Regions from separate parts of the Homo sapiens genome. Here region 2 is linked to region 1. A link is an interaction called in ENCODE POLR2A ChIA-PET data of the cell type or tissue named here. Cell type or tissue: Panc1. All regions are shown on one strand. Links, peaks and the distances in the headings refer to the core of each region. The heading gives the core; the rest is flanking DNA. Region 1 overlaps LINC01876 (long intergenic non-protein coding RNA 1876). Region 2 overlaps LINC01876 (long intergenic non-protein coding RNA 1876).

Evidence for each region. ChIA-PET counts read pairs that join two places held together with the same protein. Peaks named below come from ENCODE experiments on the same cell type or tissue, not always from the same donor. Only the 100,000 strongest peaks of a DNase experiment are listed, where the experiment ranks them.
Region 2: POLR2A ChIA-PET joins it to region 1 with 7 read pairs; 2 of 35 experiments call an interaction of 5 or more read pairs at or near these places.

What each region holds. Positions count from the first base shown.
Region 1 is chr2:156,205,095-156,220,158 of GRCh38, forward strand. All of the region lies in intron 1 of LINC01876 (long intergenic non-protein coding RNA 1876), which reads right to left. Among named protein-coding and RNA genes, the nearest start is that of LINC01876, 42 kb to the right of the region's middle. In Panc1, for the core only: no CTCF peak of the experiment used is centred there; no DNase peak of the experiment used is centred there.
Region 2 is chr2:156,102,817-156,118,813 of GRCh38, forward strand. All of the region lies in intron 1 of LINC01876 (long intergenic non-protein coding RNA 1876), which reads right to left. Among named protein-coding and RNA genes, the nearest start is that of LINC01876, 140 kb to the right of the region's middle. In Panc1, for the core only: no CTCF peak of the experiment used is centred there; a DNase peak (open chromatin) is centred at 8,224.

The DNA.
Region 1 (15,064 bases), core at 6,929-14,928:
ATTGTTTGAAATGGCAAAAGTTTCAAAACAAATTAAGTATTCATCGGTAGTAGACTGGTTGAAAAAATCTGACACCATACAATGACGTTTTGGAGCAATTTTAAAAATATATTGCTTTGGAATGTTTTACAAGATGCATAGATTTTGGACAGACAGGAAAGTAGAAAGATGATAGATGAGATAGATAGATATGTCTGCATATACATAGACACTTGAAGAAAAAAAGTAAACTAAAGCACTTGTCCCTCCTGGAAGTGGCGGGGGACAGGAATAGAAGGGAGACTTACCTTTTTACTCTATGCCTTCTAATGCCTTCTGAACTATGTCCTGTGTGGAAGCATTGCCTATGCAAAGAAAAATTTAAAAAATTTTAAAATTTAATTACTGAAGGGACTGATAAAGACTACTTGGTTGTCTTTTTTTCTCTGTATGTTTGCTTTTGTTTGTATTTGCTTGTTGGACTTTCTAACACACATAAAGGCTAGGAGTAGTGAGTTAGAACCATCCTTTCCAAGAATAATTAAAAGCATTGAAGTCAGCACCAAGAATGATGTAATATTTTGCACCGAAATTGCTAAATTCAATCAGTGAACATAATTGTAGAAAAAGTTGACTCAGAGCTAACCACTATGTAAATGGTTGATTATAGTAGTTATTCTCAGTGGAACTGGCAAGTGTGTGTATTAAATTGTGGCTGGTTGGTGCATGGTAGAGAGAAGTTTTTTCTAAACATACACAAGCATAAACTTACACACACACATGCACACACACATGACATATGCACACACATATAGGCCTTGAGAGTCTGAAATTCATCTTACTCAGCCAATGAGAATCACTGATTTACAATAGGTGTGCGCCAAATCTGAATGCCATATAGAAGCTAAATATAAATACTAATTAAATAATTCTATAGTTTATTTACATATAAAATAAAAATCTGATTCAGTGATTTTTAGATTTGGCATTTCGCTGATTATTTTCTATTCCACAATACATTTACAAACACTCTTTTTTACTCTGCTTTTTGGCACTAATAGTTGGTGGAAGACATTATCTTCTAACTGTTGTCAGTCACAGATTAAGAAAGGTTTATGTAAGCAAATTTGTAAATGGAAGAAAAGACTCTGCCTAGTTAAGCAATGGCAGGGTGTCTCACCAGTGAGATCGGTTATCGTGAGAAGGAAATGTCCTCTGAGATATTTTGTGTTCATATATTTGTAACAGGAAGGGGAAAAACAGAATTGACTGAAATCACTTATGCTTCCAAAAAATAAGCATCATTTCTCTCTGGAGTGGATGGCCTTTTGTTTAGTAAGACACCTTGACAGGCCACTTGAGTTTCAATGCTGAAGCCCCCCAGAGCTTAGTTTAAACAAGGAGAGAGAAACAAACACCTATCTGAATTGCTCTACATTACAAAAATGAAAGGAGTGGAGGGAGTGTTTAGGAGCAGCCTGAAACGGGAGGAGAGTCCTGACAGAAACAAACAGGGACTATCAACCTGGAGGTCAGAAAAAGACCTGCGGAAAAGGTGAGGAGCATGAAATTCTTTACAGCCAGATTTTCAGTTAACTCTGTTAACACACACATCCTTGAATAACAATACTTCCAGAAAATAAGGGCTAGATGATCAAGGCCCAGAGAAAAGATGAGGTGAACCTCAAGAAGGCAGCAGAGTATAGGCATCTGAGGGTGTGGACGTAGCTAGCCACCTTTCTCTTTGATTGCACTACAGAAAGTTAACTTTTGGTGGGTTTACAGGGGTATAACAGGAGAATGGAAAAAACTAACATCTGGGTATAATACATGCTATAATTACCAATAATATTTCACTACAGTCACCTACCTAAAAAAAGGCAAATTGCCTCTTCCATTCTCCATCTCTTTGATCATCAGTAAAAACCAATATAAAAAAGTTTTTATGCATATTTGAATGCTCTAGATGCACTAAAGCAAAAATCAGTCTTTGAAGACCCCATCTGGGTAGTAGTTTGATTCTGGAATTTTGTTTTGCATGAATATGTAGATCACAAATGGGTTTCTTTAATTACCACCTGTATCACTTTTTTAATGGTTTTATAAAAATCATCATATTTAAAATTACACCAGGTTATTACTTCTGTTTAGGTAAATAAACCTGGTGTCTAAACCTAACAGTCTTACCTAATATTTTAAATTAATTTTTTTTAATGCCCATTATGCATCTCATATTATTCTCATGAAACATTTCATCAAAAGGGAAGATAAGACCAAGGGCATACCAGTCTAGTGGCAGTGACAGATACTAGATATTAGAGAGGCATATAGAAAATCTCTTTCATTGCAAACATTCTGAATGACATCCAAATCAAGATAAATATCAGATGGATCTGAATTTTTTTAAAAGGGCTGCAATCCATTAAGTGAACAGAAATGTTTTTCTGCAGTAGCTAAAAAGAGAGAGAGAGAAAAAGAAATATAGAACAACAAGGATAAAGAATAATCTAATAAGACAGGTTAGAAATTCTCGAGCTCAATATTTTATTACAAGCAAAATTAGTTTTTCTCCCTACTTAATAGAAATATTAATTGAAAAATCTCTCCAACAACAAACTATAGCTAAACAATTTCCAATTACCCATATTCATAAAGAGAGGCTCAAGGGTGTGATGTAATACAGAGATCGTTTACCTTTGCCTCATTATTAATTTCTAATTAAGATTTTGCATGGCCAGCCTAACCTGTTTATGTTCTTTGAGTATACCTCATCCAAAGGCCAAGAAATTATTAGGAGTATAATTTGTATTGTATATATTTTTGTTTTTGTATATATTTTTAGATTTTTCAAGTACCTTTTATTGAAGTATAACATTAAAAATGCCCAAATCATAATATACAGCTTCAAGAGTATTCACAGACTAAATTAAACTATTAACTTTAAACCAGGTCAAAAATAGAGTATTTCTTGCACCCCATCTTGTCTCCTGAATGTCCCAAGCCCCCACCACAATTCCCTGTTTCTGATGGTCACCTCTATTCTTTCTTTTTTTTGAGAGGGACAGAGTCTCGCTCTGCCACCCAGGTTGGAGGGCAGCGGCGCAATCTCGGGCTTACTAAAACCCCCGCCTCCCGGATTCAAACAATTCTCCTTGCCCCAGCCTCCCAAGTAGCTGGGATTATAGACACCTACAGCCATTCCTGGCTAATTTTTTTTTTTTTTAATTTTTAGTAGAGACAGGGTTTTGCCATGTTGGCCAGCCTGGATCAAACTCCTGATCTCAGGTCATCCGCCTGTCTCAGCCTCCCAAAGTGCTGAGATTACAGGAATGAGCCACTGCACCTTGCCACAAGTTGACCACCATTCTGACTTTAAATACTACATTAGTTTATATATATATATATATATATATATATATATATATATGTTAATCATATATTTCTAATTATTGGCATATATTGGTGTATAGAAATGTACTGATTTTTGTATGTTAATTATATATTTTATACATGTTAATTATATATTTATATATATTTTTATATATATAAATATATATATATTTTTTTGAGACATAGTCTCACTCTGTTGCCCAGCCTGGAGTGCAGCGGTGTGATCTTGGCTCACTGCCACCTCCACCTCCCTGGTTCAAGCGATTCTCCTGCCTCAACCTCCTGAGTAGCTGGGACTACAGGTGTGCACCACCACACCTGGCTAATTTTTGTATTTTTAAGTGGAGATGGGGTTTCACCATATTGGCCAGGCTGGTCTCGAACTCCTGACCTTGTGATCCACCTGCCTCAGCCTCCCAAAGTACTGTGATTACAGACATGAGCCACTGCGACCAGCCAGTTTTTTTATATTTTTGAACTTCATAGAAATGGAACCAGACAGTGTACACTCTTGTGTCTGGTTTTTTTGACTCGGTGGTGTGTTTTTAAGACTTATTCACATTGTTGCATGTAGTTGTTGTGTATTCACTCTCATTATTGTACAATGTTAATATATCATAATTAATTCATCCATTCTATAATTCACAGGTTGTTGGGTAGTTTAACCATTGTGCTATTAGGAAAAATGTTGCCACGAACACTCGTATGTCTTTTTATAAACTGATTTAAACATATCTTTGGCCATACGCCTAGGACTGGAATTATTTGGGTCATATATTCAACTTTAATAGATATTGACACAGAATTTCCCAAAATGGTCAGACCACTTTACATCCTCACCATCAGTGTATGACAGCTCTGGATACATTGCATCCTTTTTGATACTTGTTGTTGGATCTGGATTTTTCTTTCTTTCTTTTTAAATTTGGCTATTCTGCTGGTGCGTTGTGGTATATCACCGCATTTGTTTTTAACTGTTATTTTAGGTTCATGGGTACATGTGCAGGTTTGTTATATAGGTAAATTCATGTCACAAGGATTTGGTGTACAGATTATTTAGTCACCCAGATACTAAGCAGAATGCCTGATAGTTTTTATCAGCATTTTATAGATTCTCTCCTTCCTGTCACCCTCCACCCTCAAGTAGGCCCTGGTATCTGTTGTTCCCTTCTCTGTGTCCATATGTTCCCATTATTTAGCTTCCACTAATAAGTGAGAACATGCAGTATTTGTTTTTCTGTTCCTGCATTAGCTTGCTAAGGATAATGGCCCCCAGCACCATCCATGTTCCTGAAAAGGACATGATCTCTATTTTTTTTAGGGCTGCATCGTATTCCATGGTGTATATGTAAGATGTTTTCTTTATTTCTTTATCCAGTCTACTATTGAGGGGCATTTAGGCTGATTCCATATCTTTGCTATTGTGATAGTGCTGCAATGAACATTTGTGTGCATGTGTCTTTATGGTAGCGTGATCTATGTTCCTTTGGGTATATACTTAGTAATGGGATTGCTGGGTCAAATTGTAGTCCTGTTTTAAGTTCTTTGAGGAATCACTACACTGCTTTCCAAATGGTTGAACTAATTTGCACTCCCACCAATGTATTTAAGCCTTTCCTTTTCCTCAGGACCTCACCGACATCTGTTATTTTTTGACTTTTTAATAATAACCATTCTGACTTGTGTGAGATGGTGTCTCATGGTTTTGATTTGCATTTCTCTAATGATTAGTGATACTGAACATTTTTCATATGCTGTTGGCCATATGTATGTGTTTTTTTGAAGTGTCTTTTCATGTCCTTTGTCCACTTTATAATGGGATTGTTTGGTTTTTGCTTGTAAAATTAAGTTTCTTTTAGATTTATTTTAGATTAGTTATTAGACCTTTGTCAGAGGTATAGTTTGCAAATATTTTCTCCCTTTCTACAGGTTGCCTGTGTACTCTGTTGATAGTTTCCTTTGCTGTGTAGAAGGTCTTTAGTTTAATTAGATCCCATTTGTCAGTTTTAGTTTTGGTTGCAATCACTTTTGGTGTATTCATCATACAGTCTTTGCCAGGACCTATATCCAGAATGGTATTTCCTGGGTTGTCTTCAAGGGTTTTTATAGTTTTACATTTTATATTTAAGTCTTTAATCCATCTTGAGTTGATTTTTGTATATGGTGTAAGGAAGGGGTTCAGTTTCAATCTTCTGCATATGGCTAGCCAGTTTTCCCAGCACCATTTATTAAATATGGAGTCCTTTCCCTATTACTTATTTTTGTCAGCTTTGTGAAAGATCAGAGGGTTGTAGGTGTGCAGCATTATTTCTAGGCTCTCTATTCTGTTGCATAGGTCTTTGTGTCTGTTTTTGTACCAGTATCATGCTGTTTTGGTTACTGTACCCTGTAGTATTGTTTGAAGTCAGGTAGTATGATGCCTCCAGCTGTTCTTTTTACTTAAGATTTTCTTGGCTATGCGGGCTCTTTTGTGGTTCTATATGAATTTTAAACTAGATTTCTCTAGTTCTGTGAAGAATGTCATTGGTAGTTAGATAAAAATAAGATAGAATCTATACATTGCATTGGGCAGTATGTCCATTTTAACAATAATTGATTCTTCCTATACATGCGTATGGAATGTTGTTCCATTTGATTGTGTTATCTCTGATTTCTTTGAGCAGTGCTTTGTAATTCTCATTGTAGAGATCTTTTGCCTTTCTGATTAGCTATATTCCTAGGTTTTATTTTATTTATTTTATTTTATTATTTGTGGTTATTGTGAATGGGACTGTTTTCTTGATTTGGCTCCAGCTTGGACATTGTTGTTGTATAGAAACGTTAATGATTTTTGTATGTTAATTTTGTATCCTGAAACTGCTGAAGTTGTTTATGAAATCTATGAGCTCTTGGGCAGAGATTATGGGGTTTTATAGATACAGAATCATGTCATTTGCCAACAGGGATAGTTTGACATCCCCTCTTCCTATTTGAATGGCTTTTATTTCTTTCTCTTCCCTGATGACTCTGACCAGAATTTCCAGTACTGTGTTGAATAGGAGTGGTGAGAATGGGCATGCTCATACACTGCCAGTTTTTATGGAAATGCTTCCAGCTGTTAGTCATTCAGTATAATATTAGCTGTAGGTTTATCATAGATGGTTATTATTCTCAAATATGTTCCCTGAGGAACATTTTGAGGGTTATTGAGGGTTTAAGGTTTTAAACATGAAGGGATGCTAAATTTTATAGAAAGCCTTTTCAGCATCTATTGAGATGATCATATGGTTTTTGTTTTTAGTTTGTGTATGTGATGAATCACATTTATTGATTTGTGTATGTTGAACCAACTTTGCGTCCCAAGGATGAAGCATACTTCATCAAGATGGATTAGCTTTTTGAGGTATTGCTACGTTCAGCTTGCTAGTATTGTGTTGAGGATTTTTGCATCAATATTCATCAAGAATATTGGCCTGAGGTTTTCTTTTTTTATTGTCTCTGCCAGGTTTTGGTATCAGAATGATGCTGGCCTTATAAGATGAGTTAGGAAGGAGTCCCTCCTCCTCAATTTTTTGGAATAATTTCAGTAGGAATGGTACCAGTTCTCCTTTGAACATGATGAATCCTTCTGGTCCTGGGCTTTTTATGGTTGGTGGGCTACTGATTACAGATTCAATTTCAGAGCTTGTTATCGCTCTTTACAAGGATTCAGTTTCTTCCTGGTGCAGTCTTGGAAGGGTGTATGCATCCCAGGAATTTATCCACTTATTCTAGATTTTCTAGTTTGTGTGCATAGAGGGGTTCACAGTAGCCTCTGATGGTTATGTGTATTTCTGTGAGGTCAATGGTCACGCCCCCTTTGTCATTTCTAATTGTGTTTATTTGGGTCATCTCTCTTTTCCATTTATTAGTCTAGCTAGCAGTCTAGTTATCTTGTTAATTGTTTTTTAAAATACAAAGTCCTGGATTTATTGATTTTTTCTATGGATTTTCATGTCTCTCTCCAGATCTGATTTTGGTTATTTCTTGTCTTCAGCTAGTTTGGGAGTTGGTTTGTTCTTCCTTCTCTAGCTCTTCTCATTGTGATGTTACGTTGTTAATTTGAGATCTTTCTAACTTTTTGATACAGGCATTTAGCACTATAAATTTCCCTCTTAAAATGGCCTTAGCTGTGTCCCAGAGATTATGATATATTGTATCTTTGTCCTCATTACTCCAAAAGAACTTCTTGATTTCTGCCTTAATTTCATTATTTATCCAAAAGTCATTCCGGAGCAGGTTGTCTAATTTCTAAATAATTGTGTGGTTTTGAGCAATTTTCTTAGTCTTGATTTCAATTTGTATTGCTCTATGGTCCAAGAGTGTGGTTAGTATGATTTCATTTTTTGAATTTGCTGAGGATAGTTCTATGTCTGATTGTGTGGTAGATTTTAAAACATGTGCCATGTGGCAATGAGAAGAATATAAATTCCATTGTTTGAGGATGAATAGTTCTGTGGAGGTCTGTTAGGTCCATTTGATCAAGTGTTGAGTACAGGTCCTAATTATCTTTGTTAATTTTCTGCCTCAATAATCTGTCTAACACTGTCAATAGGGTGTTGAATTCTCCCACTATTATTGTGTGGGAAGTCTCCCACTATTATTTCATAGGTCTCTAGGAACTCGCTTTATGAATCTGGCTGCTTCTGTGTTAGGTACACATATATTTAGTATAGGTAGGTCTGGTTGTTGAACTCTTTACCATTATGTAATGCCTTTCTTTGTCTTTTTTGATCATTGTTGGTTTAAAGTCTGTTTTGGGCTGGGTGCAGAGGCTCATACCTGTATTCCCAGCACTTTGGGAGGCCAAGGTGGGTGGACCACTTGAGGTCAGGAGTTCAAGACCATCCTGGCCAACATGGTGAAACTTCATCTATACTAAAAATACAAAAAATAGCTGGATATGGTGGCAGGTGCCTGTAGTCCCAGCTACTCAGGAGGCTGAGGCAGGAGAATTGCTTTAACCTGGGAGGCAGAGGTTTCAGTAAGCTGACATTACATCACTGTTCTCCAACCTGGGCAAAAGAGCAAGACTCCATCTCAAAAAACAAAAATAAAAAAATAAAGTCTGTTTTGTCTGAAATTAGGATGCAACCTGTACTTTTTTCTGATTTCCGTTTACTTGGTAGATTTTTTTCTCCATCTCCTTATTTTGAACCCGTGGGTGTCACTGCATATAAGATGGGTCTCTTGATGACAGCATACAGTTGTGTCTCACTTCCATATCTAGCTTGCCACTCTGTGCCATTTAATTGGGGCATTTAGTCCATGTACATTCAAGGCTACTACAGATATGTGTGGATTTGGTCTGTCATCATGTTTTCAGCTGATTATTATGCAGATTTGTTTGTGTAGTTGCTTTATAGTGTCACTAGTCTGTGTACTTAAGTATGGTTTTGTATTTGCTGATAACATTCATTCCTTTCCATACTTAATGTTCCTTTCAGGAGCTGTTGTAAAGCAGGTTTAGTGGTAAAGAATTCCCTTAGCATTTGCTTGTCTAAAAAGGATCTTATTTCACCTTCACTAGTGAAGTTTAGTTTGACTGGACATGAAATGCTTGGTTGAAGTCTTTGTTTTTAAATAATATTGTATATAGGCCCTCAATCTCTTCTGGCTTACAGGGTTTCTGCTGAAAGGTTCACTGTTAACCTAATGGGGTTCCCTTTGTAGATAACCTACCCTTTCTCTCTACCTGCGTTTAACATATTTTCTTTCATTTTGACTTTGGAAAATCTGATGATTATGCATCTTGGTGATGATCTTCTTATATAGTATCTTGCAACGGTTCTCTGCATTTTCTGATTTGAATGTTGGCCTCTCTAGTGATGTTGGAGAAGTTTTCATGGACAATATTCTAAAATATGTTTTCCAAGTTGCTTACTTTCTCCGTCTCTTTCAAGAACACCAGTGATTCACAGATTTGGCCTCTTTGCAGGATCCTGTATTTCTCAGAAGTTTTGTTTGTTCCTTTTCATTCTTTTTTCTTTATTTCTGCCTACCTTATTTCAGAAAGCCTGCCTTCAAGCTCTGAGACTCTTTCCTCAGCTTGGCCTATTCTGTGGTTAATATTTGCAATTTAACATTGCACTTCTAACCTTTATTTTCCTGAAAGTTATTGAGGTCAAATTTGTCTTTTCGATGTTCTCTTTTGTAAAGTATCTATCTTTTACCCATTTTTCGATTATATTTTTCAATCAATAAATTGAAAAATGTCAAAAGACTGAAGCATCAAATCTTTTACCCATTTTTCCATTATATATTTTATCTTTTACATATTGATTTATAGGAGCTCAGTATATGTCAGACATTGGTCTTCTGTTAGATATATTCATTGCAAACATCTACTTTTAAACCATGGCTTGTTTTCTCAATATTTTCTAGATCTGAGATTTTTAAATTTATATTATAATTCCATATACATAACCAATAGTCAATTTTTCCAAGAAAACAAGTAGATAACACCGAGGAAATATGGCTTAGGCATACTGAGAAGACTGCAATAATATTTCTTAGAAACTGTAATACACCATTTAACCTACTGTTTCTCAGTTTTCTCATCTTCAGAGTGTATTTGTTTTGTATAAAATCTCTCATAATGTTAAACTATCTAGAATAGCAAAAAAAGGTAGTAGGAGAGATTAATAAATGCTAACTAATAACAACAAAATGTATAAAAATGGACTAGGGCTGGCCTTTTGAGCTGATACACCTTGATATATTCTTCTACAGAACACTTTTGTAAACTCTGCACAAAGAGAAATTTTGTTAAAATCTATTGCAGGAAACAATTACCCTCAGCATAGGATGGAGTATATAAAACAAAGAGGAAAGAGCTCAGTGAATTATCCATACAAGTCACCCAAACTTCACATTGATTTAAGAACAAATAGTGTCTGGTGAGTGTTTGATTAACCACACTGTCAGCAACATCAACTTAAATGCAAAATATGTAAAGAAAATATAGTACTGAGATGCTGTGGCTGCCACATGGCTGACTGTTACTTGGGAACTCTGAGAGAAGCTCCACACAGGGCTACCATTACATTCTGAAAAGGCATATCATGTCCTGACCAAAAGAAAAGAAAAATCCAGTGAAGCTTACATTGCTGTCAATAAATTAGGCACTAATTGTCAAGGTCCCTGCCCCTGTTGCCCGACGCTGGGAAGAAAACTTAAATTCTGGGCTCACCCCAGGGATGTGGTATGATTCCCAGGAATGCCAACCTAAGATCTGCAGCCAGAACTCAAATGGGAGAGGAGCCCATTCTCTGAGAACACTGACAGGGAGCATGGCTACAAACACAAGAAAATACAGAGGAGCCATGTGACTCAACAAGCATCTACCTACTGGTGATTACACTTAAGTGCCATCTACTGGATCACAGTCCAAACTCCAAAACCAAAAATACTTTGCTAATATACTCCTTCCCATCTCTCCAACTTGTGAAACCAAGGACAAGAATTCAGTGATAAATAAAGACCCTGCACAAAGCCATCGCCCTCTGAAAACATCCAGAAATGAAGACAACTGACTATACTCAAATCAAACCACAGTTAAAGGAACGTCAGCTCACACAGATAAGAAACAACCAGCATGAGAACTCTGGCAACTTAAAAAGCCAGTGTCTTCTTTCCTCCAAATGACCTCACCATTTCCCCCAGCAATTATTCTTAATCATGCTGAAATGACTGAACTAACAGACATAGAATTCAGAATATGGATAGGAATGAAGATCACTGAGATTCATGAGAAAGTCAAAATCTAATTAAAGAAATGTAAGGATTACAATAAATTATACAGCAGCTGAGAGAAAAAAATAGCTATTTTTACAAAGAACCAAACTGATTCAATAGAGCTGAAAAGCACACTACAAGAATTTCCTAACACAACTGCAAGTATTCATAGCAGAATAGACCAAGCTAAAGACAAATTCTCAGAGCTCAAAGATTTGTTCTCTAAACTAACTCAGATAGACAAAAGTAAAGGGAAAAAAAAAAAAAGAACAAATTCTCCAAGAAATATGGGATTATGCAAAAAAAGAGGAATGAACAAATTCTCCAAGAAATATGGGATTATGCAAAAAAAAGAGGAATGAACAAATTCTCCAAGAAATATGGGATTATGCAGAGACCAAATCTGTGACTCATTGACAGTTCCTGTAAAAAATGAAGAGAAAACAAGTAACTTGGAAAACATATTTGAGGATATTATCCATGAATATTTCCCCAACCTCACTGGAGAGGCCAACATTCAAATTCACAAAATGCACATTACTCCTGTGGGATGCTATACAAGACAATCACCCCCAAAACACATAGTAATCAGATTCTCCAACGTTGACATGAAAGAAAAAATGTTAAAGACTTTAGAGAGAAGGGGCAGATTACCTACAAAGGAAAAGCCATCAGGCTAACAGCAAACATTTTAATGGAAATGTTCCAAGCTACAAAAGATTGGGGGCCTATATCCAGCATTTTTAAAGAAAATAAACTCCAACTGAGAATTTCATATCCAGCCAAACTAAGCTTCATCAGTGAAGCTGAAATAAGATCCCTTCCAGACAAGCAAATGCTCATTTGTCACCACAAGAGCTGCCTTACAAGAGGTCCATAAGGGAGTGCTAAATATGAAAATTAAAGATCATTACTGGCTGCCTCAAAAACACACTTAAGTACAAAGGCCATTGTCATTGATGCTATAAAGCAACTACACAAGATATAGCTCTCTCTCTCTCTCTCTCTCTCTCTCCCCCCCCAATATATACATATATATATAGCTATAAAGCAGGTATTATGTTAGCTGCATAATAATCAGCTAACAACATGATGACAGGCTCAAATTCATGAATATCAGTATCAAACTTCAATGTAAATTAGCTAAATGCTCCAATTAAAAGGCACAGAATGGCAAGTTGGATAAAGCAAAACCCAAACTTATGCTGTCTTCAAGAGACCCATCTCACATGCAATGACATCCCTACCTTCTAAGTAAAGGAATAAAGAAAAATCTACCAAGCAAACAACAACAACAACAAAGCAGATAATGCTATCCTAATTTCAGAAGAAACAGACTTTAAACCAACAAGGATCAAAAAAGACAAAGAAGGGCATAATGGTAAAGGGCCTAATTTAACAACATTTTAACTATCTTAAATATATATTCTCCCAATACAGAAGAACCTGGATTTATAAAACAAGTTCTTAGATGCTTACAAAGAGACTCAGATAAACATTTCCATACCATCATACATTTCTCAAGGGCAAGATACTGTCTGTCCCAAGGCTGTGATTACTGTTCACAATTACTAGTTTCTCTTCCTATGGGAGAATTATATCTCCCTGTCCTGTTGGACTCAGATTTGGCCTTGTGACTTACTCTGGCAAATAAAATGTAAGGGGAAGGGACATATGTCACTTCTGGGATAAGTCTTTGAAGGCATGTTCTCTTTTCCCTGCCCTATATTATGGAAATCTGTGTTGGGTTGGAGCTTCCATTAGCCTGGGTCCCTTCTGTTGAGCTGCCATGCTCCACTGGACACGTTGAATGAGTCAGAAATAAACTCTGTTACTGCAAACTGTTAAGATTTAAGTTGTTTATTTCTATAGCAAAACTTCACCCATCCTGATTGATAGTACCCACATACTTTAGAATAAATGTTTCCATCCCACCAAAATTCACATGTTGAAATCCTAACCCCTAAGACACTGGCATTAGGATGTGGGTCATTTGGGAGATGATTAGGTCATGAGGGTGAGCCCACATGAAAAGGATCATACCCTTATAAAATAAATCCCAAAGAACTCCCTTTTCCTTATACCATGTAAGGACACAGTGAAAGGACAGCCATCTGTGAACCAGGAAGAAGCTGGGACCAGACACACAATATAACCATGCCCTGTTATTGAACTTCTTAGCCTCCAGAACTGTGAGAAACAAATTTCTGTTATTCATAAGCCACCTCATATGTGGCATTCCGTTATAGCAGCCTAAATGGACCAAGACCATACAAAACCAAAGAAAAAATGCATGACACAAAATTGTGCTCTATAAAATATCAGGTTTTGTATGGGAGGTGTTTAAAGACAAGGCAGGCTAGAATTGAGAAACATGCAGAAAGAAAGCAGTATCAGCCATCACTGATATTTTCACTCTCTATTCTCCTAACAATCATTACCTTCCTGATAATGAGTATTCTATCCATTACTGGTGGAAAAATTTCAAAGGAAATTTATATGTAATGTGAAAATATAGAAAATATCTGATTGCCAATTTATCTAAAAAAAAGTTTAGAGAAACACACAAAGTAGTGTTTTGAAACTTAAAAAATAACTTTCTTATGAGTAATAGTAAGATAATAATGATGGACAAAGGAATTAATGTTTACTATACAAAGCAAATATTAAGGACTTTCTATGACTAGAGCAAATAATCATTATTCTTACACTGTTTTTGTAAATGAAAAACAGCCATTTACTATAAACAGTGTAAGAATATTTCTCTAGTGTAGTCTAACCAATGTTCACACCAAAACAAACTATAGAATTGATGTAATTTGCTTTGGAGAATTCTAAATGAAATGTAAGACATTCTTTGGAAAAGCAAGTTCTTCTTACTTCGAAATTACCATGACCAACAGTGATCCACTGAGTACAAATCACTCACCAGAACAATAACAAATCAGCCATTTTAATATTGTAGGAAATAGCTTTGTCAGTTACTGCAGCTGAAAGTAAACCAGGATTATTCAGAGAAAAACTTCTTTTGGTGAATTTTTTCCTGTTTCTGCATAAAATGTTTTCCTTCTCTTCTATCAATTTACTTTAAACATATATATGCTTTATCAAACAAAAAATAGGATAATGAAAATTAAAATAGTAAAACAGAAAGATACAAGAAATGAAAGGTAATCCAGGGGCAGAGCAAGGAGGCAAAATAAAAGCCCACACCATTCATCCACCCTGCAGGAACACCAAATTTTGACAACCATCTGCACACAGAAAAGAACCATCACAAAAAGCAAAAATTAGGTGAGCAATGGCAGTACATGGTTTTAACTTCATATCACTGAAAGAGGTACTGAAGAGGGTAGGAGAGTCAGTCAAATTGTTGACACCACTCTTCCCCCCATCCCTCAAATAATGGCCGTGTCATGCAGAGTCTGTGCACTTGGGGAGGGAGAGAGCAGTGACTGGCATACTTTACATTGAATTCACTGCTGCACAGTCACTGCAGAGATCAAAGAAATGCTGGGCTCAGCCAGCACCCATGCATGGAGCAAGCATTTGGACCAGACCTAGCCAGAGGTGAACACTCATCGCAACAGTGAGAACTTGAGTTTTTCAGAAAGCCTCACTACCATGGGCCAAAATGTTCTGGGGTCCTTGTGAAAAGCAGTCTAGGACACAAGGACTGCAACTCCTAGATAACACCTAGGGCTGGGTTGGGCTCAGAGCCAGTGGACGAATCTTGGAGGAACCTTTCAGGCAGAGAACTCACAATAGCTAGTTTGAGGAAACTCGAAGAAATTCAAGATAATGCAGAGAAGGAATTCAGGATTCTATCAGATAAATTTGACAAAGAGATTGAAATAATTAGAAATAATAAAACAGAAAATTCTGGAACTAAAAATTGCAGTGGCATACAGAAGAATGCATCAGTCTTTTAACACATACT
Region 2 (15,997 bases), core at 3,532-11,531, 110 kb before region 1:
GGTATAAATCCGGCAAAATATATACAAGATCTACATGAGGAAAAGTATAAAACTCTGATGAGAGTTTTTTTAACTAAATAAATGGAAAGGGATTTCATATTCATGGTTAGGAAGACTCCATATTGTCAAGGTGTTAGTTCTTCCCAACTTGATCTTCAGATTCAACATATTCCCAATCAAAACTACAGCAAGGCTGGGCACAGTGGCTCATGCTTGTAATCCCAGCACTTTGGGAGGCTGAGGCAAGAGGATGACTGGAGCTCAGGGATTCAAGATCAGCCTGGGCAGCATGGAAATACCCCATCTCTACAAAAATATAAAAATTAGCCAAGTGTGGTGGTGCATGCCTGTGTTCCCAACTACTCGGGAAGCTGAGATGGGAGGATCTCTTGAGCCCAGGAGGTTGAAGCTGAAGTGAGCCATGATCACACCACTGCACTCCAGCCTGGGTGACAGAGTGAGTCCCTGTCAAAAAAAAAAATCCAGAAAGTTATTTTGTGGATATTGTGATTCCACCAATTGTGATTCTAAAGTTCATATGGAAAAGCAAAAGACCCAGAATAGCCAATTCAATATTGAAGAAGAGCAAAGTCAAAGGACATTCCCTACCTGACTTCAAGACTCACTATAAAGTTGCAGTAATTGACATAGTATGGTATTGGCAAAAGAACAGATAAATCGATCAATGAAAGAGATAGAGAGCCCACATAAATAGACCCACATAAATTTGATCAATTGATCTTTAACAAAGGAGCAAAGGCAATATAATGAAGAAAAGATAATCCTTTCAATGAATGATGCTGGAACAACTAGATATCCAGAAGCAAAAAGATGAATCTAGACACAGACCTTATACCCTCAACAAAAATTAACTCAAAATGGATGTAAAATGACTAAATGTAAAATGCAAAACTATAAAATTCCCAGAAGAAAACATGGGAGATAATCTAAATGATCTTGAATTTGACAATGACTTTTTTTTTTTTAAGACTGGTTCTTTCTTGAGTGGCTTTTTTTTTTTATACTTTAAGTTTTAGGGTACATGTGCACAATGTGCAGGTTAGTTACATATGTATACATGTGCCATGCTGGTGTGCTGCACCCATTAACTCGTCATTTAGCATTAGGCATATCTCCTAATGCTAGCCCTCCCCCCTTCCCCCACCCCACAACAGTCCCCAAAGTGTGATGTTCCCCTTCCTGTGTCCATGTGTTCTCATTGTGACTTTTTAGATACAACATGAAGGCACAATTCATGAAAGAAAGAATTGATAAACTAGCTGGACCTCATTAAAACTAAACATGTTGCTGTGCAAAAGACATTACCAAGAGAATAAAAAGACAAGCCACTAACTGTGAAAGAAATATTTGCAAAAGACATATCTGGTTAAGGATTGTTATCCAAAATATACAAAGAGCTCTTAAAACTCAACTATAAGAAAACAAACACCTGATTTTAAAATAGGCAGAAGACATGAATAGACACCTCATCAAAATATACAGACGATAAGTAAGAAAATGAAAAGATGCTCCCCATCATATGTCATCAGGAAAGGACAAATTAATGGGTACAAAATTACAGTTAGACAGGAAGTATAAATTTTAGTGTTCTATTACACAGTAAGGTGACTATAGCAAATAATAATATCACATATATTTGAAGATAGCCAGAAGAGATTTTTAATGTTGTTATCACTAAGAAATGTATCCCAGAACTTTAAATTAAATTAAATTATTGATGTTTGCATTTATGCATAAAATTCTATGCATTTATGCACCTGCCTGTATTAGGTACTCAGCACATATTTTTTCAATGAATGTACGAATAAATAAAGAATATATAATGTTGAGAGAAAAAAATGATAAATGTTTAAAATAATATAAATTATAATTAATCCAATTTGATTATTACACTACAGATACATGTGTCAAAACATCACATTGTACCCCATAAATACGTATTAGGTTGGTGCAAAAATAATTGCAGTTTTTGCCATTGACAGTAATGGTAAAAACTGCAATTACTTTTGCACCTACCTTATACAATTATTACATGTCAATTATAAATTTAAAAATGAAATTTAAAAACTGAGATACCACCATACAGCTATTGGAATGACCAAAATCCCAAACACTGTCAACACCAAATACTGGCGAGGATTTGAAGCAACAAACACTCTCAAACATTGCTGGTGGGAATGTGAAATTGCATAGCTTCTTTGGAATATCGTCTGGTAGTTTGTCACAAAACAAAACATATTCTTTCATACCATATGATCCAAGAATTGTGCTCCTTGGTATTTACCTAAAAGAGTCAAAAATGTACTTCTGCACAAAAACCTAAACATAGATGTTTATAGCAGCTTTATTCATAAGTGCCAAAACTTAAAAGCAACCAAGATGCCTTTTGGTAGGTGAGTGGATAAATAAACTATGATACATCCAGGTAATGGAATATTATTCAGAGTTAAAAATAAATTAGCTATTAAGCCATTAAAAGACATGGAGGAAACTTAAATGCATGTTACTAAGTGAAGAAGGTCAATCTGAAAGATTACAAGCTATATGATTCCAACTCTATAACATCCTGGAAAAGCCAAAACTATAGAGACAGTACCATTGGTTGTGAGGGGATAGAGGGGAGGGAAAGATAGGGAGAGCACAGAGCATTTTTAGAGCAGTGAAACTACTCTGTAGGATAAAATAATTGTGAATATATATCATCATAAATATGTCCAAATCCATAGAATGTACATCAAGTGTAAACCCTAATGTAAACTATGGTTCCATTAATAATAACCTATCAATGTAGGCTTATCAATTGTAACAAATGTCCCACTCTGGTGCAAGTGGTTGACAGTCGAGGAGGCTGTGCATGTATAAAAGCAGATGGCATATGGGTAGTTTCTGTATCTTCCCTTCAATTTTGCTTTGAACCTAAATCTTCTCCAAAAAATAATCTATTAAAAGATTTAACTAATAAAGAAGCATAGACCAAAATATGTCTTCATACTGTAAAATTCTGGAAGAAAGTGTAAGAGAAAATTTTGCGATTAGGTTAGACAAATATTTCATAGATATAATACCTAAAGTAAAATTGCTAATTTCATAAATTTTATTTTATCCAAATTTAATACTTCTGCTTTTCAAAAGATGTTGTTAAAATAATGAAAATACAAGCCACAAACTGGCAGAAAACATTTGCAAATACTGTACCTGATAAATTACTTGTATTTCATATTCACTTGTTTAAAACCCTCAAAATTCATCAAGATGGACTAAAGACTTAAATGTTAGACCTAAAACCATAAAAACCCTAGAAGAAAACCTAGGCAATACCATTCAGGACATAGGCATGGTCAAGGACTTCATGTCTAAAACACCAAAACCAATGACAACAAAAGACAAAATTGACAAATGGGATCTAATTAAACTAAAGAGCTTCTGCACAGCAAAAGAAACTACCATCAGAGTGAACAGGCAACCTACAGAATGGGAGAAAATGTTTGCAATCTACTCATCTGACAAAAGGCTAATAGCCAGAATCTACAAAGAACTCAAACAAATTTACAAGAAAGAAACAACCCCATCAAAAATTGGGCAAAGGATATGAACAGACACTTCTCAAAAGAAGACATTTATGCAGCCAAAAGACACGAAAAAATGCTCATCATCACTGGCCATCAGAGAAATGCAAATCAAAACCACAATGAGATACTACCTCACACCAGTTAGAGTGGCAATCATTAAAGTCAGGAAACAACAGGTGCTGGAGAGGACGTGGAGAAATAGGAACACTTTTACACTGTTGGTGGAACTGTAAACTAGTTCAACCATTGTGGAAGTCAGTGTGGCAATTCCTCAGGGATCTAGAACTAGAAATACCATTTGACCCAGCCATCCCATTACAGGATTATAAATCATGCTGCTATAAAGACACATGCACACATATGTTTACTATGGCACTATTCACAATAGCAAAGACTTGGAACCAACCCAAATGTCCATCAATGATAGACTGGATTAAGAAAATGTGTCACATATACACCATGGAATACTATGCAGACATAAAAAAGGATGAGTTCATGTCCTTTGTAGGGACATGGATGAAGCTGGAAACCATCATTCTCAGCAAACTATTGCAAGGACAAAAAACCAAACACTGCATGTTCTCACTCATAGGTGGGAATTGAACAATGAGAACACTTGGACACAGGAAGGGGAATATCACACACAGGGGCCTGTCATGGGGTGGGAGGAGGAGGGAGGGATAGCATTAGGAGAGATACCTAATGTAAATGACAAGTTAATGGGTGCAGCACACCAACATGGTGCATGTATACATATGTAACAAACCTGTACGTTGTGCACGTGTGCCCTAGAACTTAAAGTATAGTTAAAAAAAAAAAAGAAAAAGAAAAAAAAATAAAACCCTCAAAACTCAACAATAAGAAAACTACCCAATGAGAAAATAAGCAAAAGATTTTAACAACACTTCAGCAACGAGGATACAGGCATGACCAACAAGCAGATAAAATGATATTTGACATCATTAGTAATTTAAGAAATGATTAATAAGTTAAATACGAATGGATTAAAACTACAATATTATATCACCTCAGATATATTAGGACAACTAAGGTTAAATGATCAGCCATACAAAATGTGGATGAGAATATGGAGAAAATGAAACTCTCAAATGCTGCTGGTAGGTATGCAAAGTGATAGAAACACTTTGGAAAACAGTTTGTCAGTTTTATAAAAAGTAAAATATTCAACTACCATATGAGCTAGCCATTCTATCCCTGGGTAATTACTTAAAAGATATGAAAGCCTATAGTCATAGATAGACTTGCACATGAATGTTCATAGCAGCTTTATTTATCATTACCCAAACCTGGAAACAACTCAAATGTCCATCAACAGGAGAATGGAAAAACAAAAACTGGTACATTCATTTAATGGAACAGTACTCAGCAGTAAAAAGAAATGGGCCACTGATGCATACAACAACATGGATGACTTTCAAAATAAGTATGCTGGAGAAAGAAGTAAGACCCAAAACAAATAAATAAATGAGAAAGAGTGCATATTCTGTTGCTCCTTTTATATAAAATTCTAGAAAATCCAAACAACCTATAGTCATAGAAAGCAGATGAGTGGTTGCCTGGGAAATGGGGATGGGTGAAGGAGGAACACGGGGAATGGAGTGCAAGGGACAGGAGGAAACCTTCGGGGTTATGGTTGTCTTCATTACATTGATTGTGGTGATTGTTCCATGGGTGTAGATATGTGTCAAAACTTATCAAATTGCATACTTTAAGTATGTACAGTTTGTTATATATCAATAAAGTTGTTAAAAATAAATATAAGAGAGATGGAGAACAATTAAAATTGATAGTAAGCATGTGAGCAAAAGAAGCCTGACATGATATGACTATTTTTGTCATTCTTTTGAAAACAAACTATGCAGAGATAAAGATAAAAGTAAAGATGTAATTTAAGTGGTTAATGCAATAAACTAGGCATAATATAATCGTTGCTTGTATCCAGATGATAAAAGTGTAGTGGACAGAAGTAATCAAATTCTGGACATATTTCAGAATAGCATCCACAAATTTTGCTCATGGATTAGATGTATAATGTGAGAGAAAAAGATGACTCAAAAATGACCCCAAGGTTTTTGGCCTTAACAATGGAAATAATTTAACTGATAAAACTATGAGAATAAATAAGAAATAAGTCCAAACACTGAATCCTAGGACATATCAACACAAACAGTTTGAAAAGAAGAGGAGAATCAACAAAAAAGACTGAGAAGGATTAGCAAATATGGTGCGAGAAAAAACAGTAGAGTATGGCATTCTGAAAGAAGAGTTGAGTTGAAAATGTGTTTCAAGAAAGGAATAATAAGAAAGGAGTGGCAAGTGATAAGAAGATTAAGAGAAATGAGGACTGAGAATTGACCAATCTAAATATGCAAGCAACTCAAATAGTTTTACCAGATAAATTGTATTTAGCACTTAGATGTCAGGCCTTGTGCTATGTCCTGGAGGATACAAAAAGCATATAACAGGAAAGGCCCCGGAAATTGGAGATTGGCGCTTTCAACAGGTAGAGAAAGGAAGATCAATACAGAGCTATCCTGGACCTCAAATTGTTCAAGAATGCTTAAAATAATAAAAAAGAAATAAGGAAAGACTCAAAGGCAGATAGGTGCAAACCCAAGACATAAATACACACAAAAAATAGCAAATTTAGTGACAGCAATTTATTTATTTATTTTTATTTTTATTTATTTATTTTTTTTGAGGTGGAGTCTCTCTTTGTCGCCCAGGCTCGAGTGCAGTGGCACGAGCTCACTGCAAGCTCCGCCTCCCGGGTTCACGCCATTCTCCTGCCTCAGCCTCCGGCGCAGCTGGGACTACAGCCACCCGCCACCACGCCCAGCTAATTTTTTGTATTTTTAATAGAAACGGGGTTTCACCGTGTTAGCCAGGATGGTCTCAATCTCCTGACCTCGTGATCCCCCTGCCTCGGCCTCCCAAAGTGCTGGGATTACAGGCGTGAGCCACCGCGCCCAGCCATGACAGCAATTTTCATAAAAACTTGAGAACATGGCAGGGATGCACAGAGAAGCAAAGTGGAATTTCATTCATTCATACCCTCAGAAAGCACTTATTAAGCACATAATAGATGCTGAAAACTAAAGATATAAATCTATGCCTGGGCTCTGGCATGTCATATTCACATACTTACCTTTCTTATATTTTCTTATTTTGTTCTTTAAATCAATTCACTTAAAAAAATTACCTTTTTAACTTCTTATATCATTGACAGAAACTAAAACCAGTTACCCTTGCCAGCATACAAAATACAAATTCTAGTAATGTATACCAGAAAATAAATTCCTTAATGGAACTACTTACGATTGATTGATAGTGACTGTTAACCAAAATGTCCCTTATTTGGGGATATGAGTCTATGTCAATAGGATTATTTACTTTTTTAGATTCACTGCTAATAAGTACGAAGAAACATCAAATACTGGGGGTATATGGGAGAAGAAAGTGTAAAAGATACTTGTCTTTCTTCTCTGAATAGTTGAATCCTGAGAATTAATTCCTAAACAAATGCTGTGGCATTGCTCAATAAATTTTGTGTCAAGAAACCATCTAAAGCAATCCCAGAATTGTTCTTCTTCTGAATATGTTAAATAATTTGGAACTATACAAAAAGTAGTGGGAAAGTGTTTCTTATTCATTCACAGCTATATAAAATTTCATTTGAAAAAATATTAAGATGGGTGTTTATCAAGTCTTTCAAGTGTCTTCATGGAATTTAAAATACTTTCAGTGAAGATTCTAGATGGCTATATAGCCAGGATGTTCAGATGACCAAACAGTTTTCAGCATTTGTTGGTTGTCTGAATGGAAAAATAAGGTTTGGGGCCTTATTTCCAGTGCCCTGGCTATGTGATGTCTGAACACAATAATAATAATGGCTATCATTTATTGACTATTAACTATGTATCAGGCACTATTAATGGTGCTTTACATATAACATCTTGTTTAATTCTCACAATAATAATATTATATGAATCTTACTATTAACCCAACTTTACAGTTAGAGCAAATTGCTTTCAGAGGAGTGAAGTGATTTTTCTGAGATCACACAGCTAGTATGTTGTAAAGCCATGACTTGGGCAAAAATCTGCTTCCAGACTCTCTCTTAAGCCCCAGAATGGCTGTCTGGGAATTGGAGGCTGCAGTTCTTCCTGTCTTCCTAGGGCATTTGGTTGCAGATTTTAAGCACCTGATCTTGGATGTGTATCTCACCATTCTCTTTAGGCATTTGGGTATTCTGGCCCTCAGGAACATCCTGAGGATTCTCCTGATCAGAAATCCCAAGTGCAGCCTAAGAGAAGAGAAGTATATAAGAAGAGAGTGATGGGAGAGGTTGCCATCGGCACTGATGGTCTGTAGCAAGAAAAAGAAAATCACCAACATAGTAGTCGCCTCACTCCATCACACACTTATCCCTCTCTCATTCATGTTCTTTCCCTTCCTCTTTCTCCAAAGGGCTCCCCATGTCACGTCTGCTTGTCTTTCTAGCCATGTCTACCTCTTCTCCAGATTTTGTACCAATTTAAGGAATCCTTAGTCCTGCCAGGCCTCAAGTAGTAAAAAAACTGATCATACTCACCTGGGCCCAGTGGAGGCGGCAGTGAGCTATGGTTTTACCATGGCAACTGTAGCCTGGATGACAGAATAAGACTGGTCTCAAAAAAAAAAAAAAAAAAAAAAAAAAAAGAGGAAGAAGAAAAATGACTAAATAAAAATCCCTCTGTAACTAAAAAAAAATAAAAAAAATAAAAAAACTGATCATACTTAGGCAATAATGTACCAAGAGAAGCTGTCTGTCAACATAAAAGAGTTCTATGTGTGGAGTTTAAAAATATGATAGCTGATTGTGGTGTTCATTTCACAATGTATACGTATATCAAAACATCAAGTTGTACACCTTAAATACATAAGTTTTCTATTTGTCAATTATACCTCAATCAAGGTGAAAAAATATATTAAGATATTTTAAATGATACACTTTTAATGAGAAGAATCTAAGAAGCCACATTTTTAAAAGTATTTTAATACTTATTAAAGAACATTTAATAATCCTTAATGATAGATTAACATAGAAGTCAAAGGAAAAGGAAAAAAAAGCCAAAAAGACCTGGCAGAAGTTTTCAGTTAAGTGTCCTGGGGACGGGAAGGTTTGGTGGTGGGTAGAGTTGATGCATTGATATGTGTGCTTTAACATGTTTTATAAAACAACATCATTATTTGTATTTTGAGATTTTATCCACAAAGTTCAGAAATTGCTTTATGTTTTATTTTGAAGGGGAAAAAAACCTCAAATTTGTTAAGATTTGATTTTTTTAGCTACTGATTTTGATTACTCTTGCCTTGTGACTTTATGATGTCTTTGCTTATATGTAAACAGCCAATCTGGGTTGCGTTTGAGCAAAACCTCCTACCTACAGCCTTCCCTGCTTAGCCCAACTCTGTTCTTACATATCTAACAAAACTTTCTTTGGGAAACTTTTTCTTGAAGTTTGAAAGTATGTATACTCTAACATGAATCTAACATAAAATACAAATATGAAAATTAACGCCGATAAGAATCTTTGTATCTACACAATACGCTTTAAGAGTCTGAAAGCATGTTGTCAATATTAGTCAAATTTTTTGGTAACAGTTGCATTGAGTTAAAGTTCATATACCATGCAATTTACACACATAAAGTATATAATTCAGTGGTTTTTAGTATATTCACATAGATTATCATACAATCAATTTTAGAACATTTTTGTCACCTCAAAAAGAAACTCTTGAAAAGATGCTTTTAGCTATCACCTTTCAATCTTCCTATCTACCACCAAGCCCCACCCCAGCCCTAAGCAACCACTAATCTACTTTCTATATTCATATATTTGCCTCTTCTGGACATTTTGTGTAAATGGAGTCATATAATATGAGGTCTTTTGTGTCTGGTTTCTTCAAATTAGTATAACGTTTTCAAGAATTATTCACACTGTAGCATGTATTACTACTTCATTCTTTTTCATGGCCCAATAAAATTCCATTGTATTGATATAACACATTTTGTTTTTTCATCATCAGATGATGTACATTTGGGTTGTTTCTCCCTTTAGGCTATTATGAATCATGCTGCTATGAATATTCATGTACAATTTTTTGCATGAATATATGCTTTCATTTTGCTTTGATATATACCTAGGAGTGGAATTATTGGGTAATATGACAACTCTGTTTAACTTTTTGAAAAACTCCCAGCCTGTTTCCCAAAGTGACTGCATCATTTTACATTTCCACCAGGAGCATATGACGGCTATTTTTCAACATCCTTGCCAACATTTGTTATTAGCAGACATTTTGATTATAGCCATTCTAGTGAATATGAAGTGCTATTTCATTGGGGTTTTGATTTCATGTATAATGCCTTAATTATTTAAGTCAGTAATAATATTATTAATAATAATTTAATTTATTAGTCTCTGATGAGTAATGATGTTACGTGTATCATTGCATATTGTGCATACTGGCCATTTGCATATCTTCTTTGGAGAAACGTCTATCTAAATCCTTTGCACACTTGCAATTGGGCTGTTGTATTTTCATTATTGAGTTGCAAAAGTTCTTTATATATTCTAGATAAAAGTCTCTTATCAGACATATGATTTGCCAACTTTTTTTCTCACTAAATTGGTTGTCTTTTCACTTTCATGATAGTGTCTTTTGATGCACAAAAATTTTTCACATTTTCTTTTTTTGCTTATATTTTCGTATTTTAGTTTTCTGTTGTCGCATGCATACATGTTATAATTGTTCTCTCTTCCTGATAGCTTGACCATTTAATCATTATTAAATGCCCCTCCTTATCATTAGTCACATTTTTAATTTTAAAGCGTATTTTGTCTGACATTTGTATAGCCACTCCAATTTCCCTTTTTTTTTTTTTTCTTTTTTGAGATGGAGTCTCTCTCTGTTGCCCATGCTGGAGTGCAGTGGCATAATCTTGGCTCACTGCAACCTTCACCTCCCCGATCCAAGCAATTCTCCTGCCTCAGCCTCCCAAGTAGCTGGGAATACAGGCATGCGCCACCACATCCAGCTAATTTTTGGTAGTTTAGTAGAGACGGCGTTTTACCATGTTGGCCAGACTGGTCTCGAACTCCTGACCTCAAATGATCTACCCACCTAGGCCTGCCAAAGTGCTGGGATTACAGACGTGACCCACCACGCCCGGCCCCAACTTTTTATTGTTCAGTTTTTGCTACTAAGAAAAGATTCACTTTGGATACTAAATACATTGAGTTTGGCTTACAAGCTTACTCATCATTTATTGTCTCCCTAAACAACAAAAGTTGACCTTTTATGAGATCTTTAATGCTTTTGTGGAACTTGTGAAATAAAAAATGCCGATTCTTTGGCCCACAGAACAATGAAGTTAGAATCTCAAATAATGGAGTTTAGGTACATGAATATCACCAAACTCTTCAAATGATTCTTATTTCTACTGATATTTGATGGCAATTGTGCTGAAGATTTAATTACACAAGTACAAGAGTCTTTATTATGGAAGTTTTGTTTGTGAGGGTTACACTTTGTAATTTTCTGTTTGGGATCAGTTAATTAATCCCCCTTCCAGATTATAAATTCCCTTCAGGAACAAACCTACATTTAGCAATTAAAGAATACGAATATTCTCTGCACACAAGTACTCAAGAGTGATGAACAAGAGGTAAACAGCATTCCAAGCAGAGGCCAATTAGAAATATGAAACAGCTAGCTTGATTGGAGCACTGTAATCAGTTAGATCATAAGAAGTGGGATATGGACAAAATATACTATTGTAGAGATATTTAGGGCCTGGTCACTTTGTAACAAGCAAAAGCATTTAGATGATATACTGTAAATAGTACCTTTTAGAAGGGGTACTTTACTGACGGATTGGAGGCCTAAGTTCCTAAATATTCCATAGAATATTAGACAAGGGTATGAATATAGACAGGACTGAAGTATAGAAAAGAAGATAGATCATAAGAACGTTAAGGCATAAAATTAAACTAATTACATTGAAGATAAAACAAGAGGGAGTTTACTACCATGAATCCAAAGTTTTTTAAAATGACTTGGATATTGACAGATTCATTAACTAAAATTTACAAAGAAAAGAGCTAAGGCACCCAAAGACTAAGCTTAACAATGTGTGTCGTTTCACATTTGGATTCCGAAATAAGGAACTGCAACTAATGTCTCTGATCCAGCTGCTGGCCCAAAATCAGACTGATTGATTTATTATTTTTATTTTTAAAAGTACTATGCAAATTTTGGCATTTTTCTTTTGTGTGTAATAGTTATCCATTGCTGTGAAACAAATTCCCCTAAAACTTGGTAGCTTAAGACAATAATAAATATTTTGAATCTCACGGAATTTCTCTGGGTTAGGAATTGAGAAGCAGCTGAGTTGAGTGGTTCTGCCTTAGAGACTCTAATGATGTTGAATTCAAAATGCTGCCTGGGGCTATAGGTTTTGGACTCGGGCTGGACAATCTTCTTCCAAAGTGGCTCATTCCCATGACCAAAAAGTTGATGCTGGTTGACGATGGGAGGATGTGATTACTTGCTATGTGAGTCTCTCCATAAGACTGCTTAATTGTCCTCACAGGATGTTTGCTGGACTCCTCTAGAATGTGTATGATCTGAGAGAGAGAACCAGGCAGAAGCTCTATCCTTCAATGGCCTAGACTCAGAAGTCACATGGAACCAAGTAATCCCCAGGTGTTGAGGGAAAGACCTGCTGGGCGGTGATTGAATCATGGGGGCAATTTCCCTCATGCTGTTCTCATGACAGCAAGTGAGTTCTCATGAGATCTGATGGTTTAAAAGTATGACACTTCCTTATCCCAGTCCCGCTCTCTCCTGCCACCATGTAAGACATGCCTTGTTTCCCCTCCGCCTTGTGCCATCATCATAAGTTTCCTGAGGTCACCCAGCCATTAGAAATTTTGAGTCAATTAAACCTCTTTCTTTATAAATTACCCAGTCTCAAGTATGTTTTTGTAGCAGCGTGAGAATGGACTAATACAACAGGCATACCTCCAAGACAGTGTGAGTTCAGTTCCAGACCACAACAATAAAGCAAATACTGCAATAATGTGAGTCACACAAATTTTTTTGGTTTCCCAGTGCATACAAAAGTTATGCTCTCGTACTGTAGTCTATTAAGAGGGGAATAGCATTATGACCAAGAAATCAACACACATACCTTAATCTAAAAATTTTCTTTAAAAAAGTCAACAAAGTGAAAAAGTGAGCCCATGCTGTTAGAAAACATGGCACTGGTAGACTTATTCCATGCAAGGTTGCCACAAACCTTCAATTTGTAAAAACTGCAATATCTGTGGAGTGCAATAAAACAAGGTATGCCTGTATATAACTCAGATGACTCTAAGAATACTTATTTGAATTATAGACAAAAAGAGATGGAAGATACATGTGAAGATGCATGTAGTAATCTAAACATAAGTGACCAGGATTTGCAGCTGATTTGGTGACAAAAAAATGAAGCAGAAAAAGATCTCTGCAAAATATTATACACAGAATCACCAAACCCTCACTCTTTTTTGAAGCCTTTCCATACTAACCTCAACTTTGTATGATTTCTTCAATGATTCCATCACATATCATGTCTTAAAGTTGAACTTTACACATTTATTTCATTGTGTATCTATTAGTTTTTGCTGCTGACTTAGTGACTTAAAACAAAAACAGATTTTTATTTCTTACATGTCTGTCGGTGATCTGGCAGTTCTGGTATGGAGTAACTTTGTCAAGGACTTGATGGTCTGGTTTGTACTCACTCTAATGCCTGAGGTTCTGGCCAGGATGGCTGAAGTGTTTCAGCCTGTCTTTACATGTGGAATTTCATCCTCTCGGGTGAAAGCTAGCTTTCAGCTTCCTGAAAGCTCTCACTTGGAGCTCTCAGGGTTCCCAGCAGTGAGAGAGCATGAGTCTCAATGTAAAAAGACTTTTCAAGGCTCTACTTGAGTTATGTTTGCTAATGTCCCATTGGCCAAAGCAAGGTGCATGGACAAGCCCAGAGTCAGTTGGGGTAGAAATAAAGTCCACTACAAGAGAACCAGCAAAGTCACATTGCAAAGAGATGTACATACAGGAATGGGGGGAGTTCTAACAGTCTACCACACCAGTGTTTCTTAATATTGTTTATTTGTGCACATTTTCTTGATGTTTGGCACTCTAGAGTTAAGGAAATGTCTGCAGCAATCAACAATGTGACAGAAACACCGTAGTCAGTGGGAATTCAAGAAATGTTCCTTGATTTGGTAACCCCCGCAAGTTTGCCTTGAGTTTTCTATTAAGATACAAATTTATTCTCTTCTGGCAGCACCCTTTAATATATGTCTCTTCTTCATCATACACCAAGCCAGCAAGAGAGATAATAATGGGCTTTCTTGGTTATTTTCCATCAAGTGATCCACACTTCTTGGATTCATTTACTACTTAAATTAATCAGTCCTCAAGTTTTCTCTCTTGTGGGTTTAATGCATAACATGTATGTCCATTTTTACTTTCTGATGGTATAATAATACTAGCAAGCACACACAGACACTAGTCATTTAAATGTTTTGTAGCTTATTAGTGAGATTGTACTTGGTTCCTTTAAGAATTTTCACTGTTACCTTTTTCCCTTTTGCTTCCAGCTTGTTTTGGCTAACAGAATTACCCACAGCTGCTTCAGGTTGGTCATTCTTTCTGGGAGAAAAACTATATGGAATGCTGACAAAAGGTGCTCATATTTGACCAGGTTTCTTAGGTTAAATGAATTTGACCTGCGGGCACCTGATGTTGGGGCACCAGCCTACAGATGTGTTTGCAAGAACTGGAAAACAGCCTCTCTAATAAGGACTAGTGGGCGATGATGGAAACTTTTACTTCCATATAAGAATCTTCTTGGTGGATGTGAAAGCACAGGTTAGTAAGCCTGGAAACTGCTAGTGTTTAAATTCTCACTTGAGTAGGGTGAAAGCAAGTCTAGGATCCATTAGCCCTCATATTATCACAACATTGGGCATGTTATTCTGTCAACCAATGAGCAAGGGATAGAACTGTTATTGTCCGGAAAGCCGCCAGTAATGAATTTTTGCACTTTTTAAAGAAGCACTTGGAGGAACTGAAGAATATCCAGAGAAAAGCAATTAGGGGGAAAAAAATGGATCCTGGGAGTTTGCAGAGGAGTTAAGGCTACTTAACCTAGAGGGGAAAATAAGTCTGAGAGGTTTCTACATTAATGAATTTAAATTATAAAGAAGGTGTTGAGCTGCCACTCTCCAACTCCATATATCACTGAACTAAAGAAAAAAAATAATCTTGACTGGCAACAAGAGACATATCAGTGAAATGTAACCCCAAAATTCTTGACTCTAAGGATTGCTAAACAGTGAATGGTAGCAAATCTACTTAGTAAGTAATAAAGAATAAAACCACTGGGCTTTTATACCATATAATTCAGCTTCAAGGGTGGTAGCTAGACTCTATTTCTTTATTTATTGGCCACAATTATTGAACCTCTACGATGTGTCACTGTGTGTGTCAGAAAAAAAGACGGCATGGGCCACTTCCTCAGGCTCCTCCCCAGGCCTAGGACATCTTCTGCACCCGTGATTTATTTTTTATTTTTTATTTTTATTTATTTATTTATTTTGAGATGGAGTCTTGCTCTGTCGCCCAGGCTGGAGTGCAGTGGCGCTCGGCTTGCTGCAAGCTCCGCCTCCTGGGTAAGCGCCATTCTCCTGCCTCAGCCTCCCGAGTAGCTGGGACTACAGGCGCCTGCCACCATGCCGGGCTAATTTTTTTGTATTTTTAGTAGAGACGGAGTTTCACCATGTTAGCCAGGATGGTCTCGATCTCCTGACCTCGTGATCTGCCCACCTTGGCCTCCCAAAGTGCTGGGATTATAGGCGTGAGCCACCGCACCCGGCCGCACCCATGATTTCTACTCACCTGTGTTAAACATTTCTCTGACTTCTTGGTTAGAATACAATATTAGGAACATATGCCTACATATTTTTTCTTTCTTTCTTTGTTTTGTGACGGAGTCTCACTCTGTCGCCCAGCTGGAGTGCAGTCGCACAAACTCGGCTCACTGCAACCCCTGCCTCCCGGGTTCTAGCGATTCTCCTGCCTTAGCCTCCCAAGTAGCTGGGACTACTAAGTAATCAAACAAAAACTTGCACATCAATGTTCACAACAGCACTATTGATGAACCAAAAGGTAGAAACAATCTACAGGTCTATCATCTGATGAATGGAAAAACAAAATATGTTATATCAGTACAATGGAATATTATTCATCCATAAAAAAGCAATAAAGTACTGAAACATGCTACAATA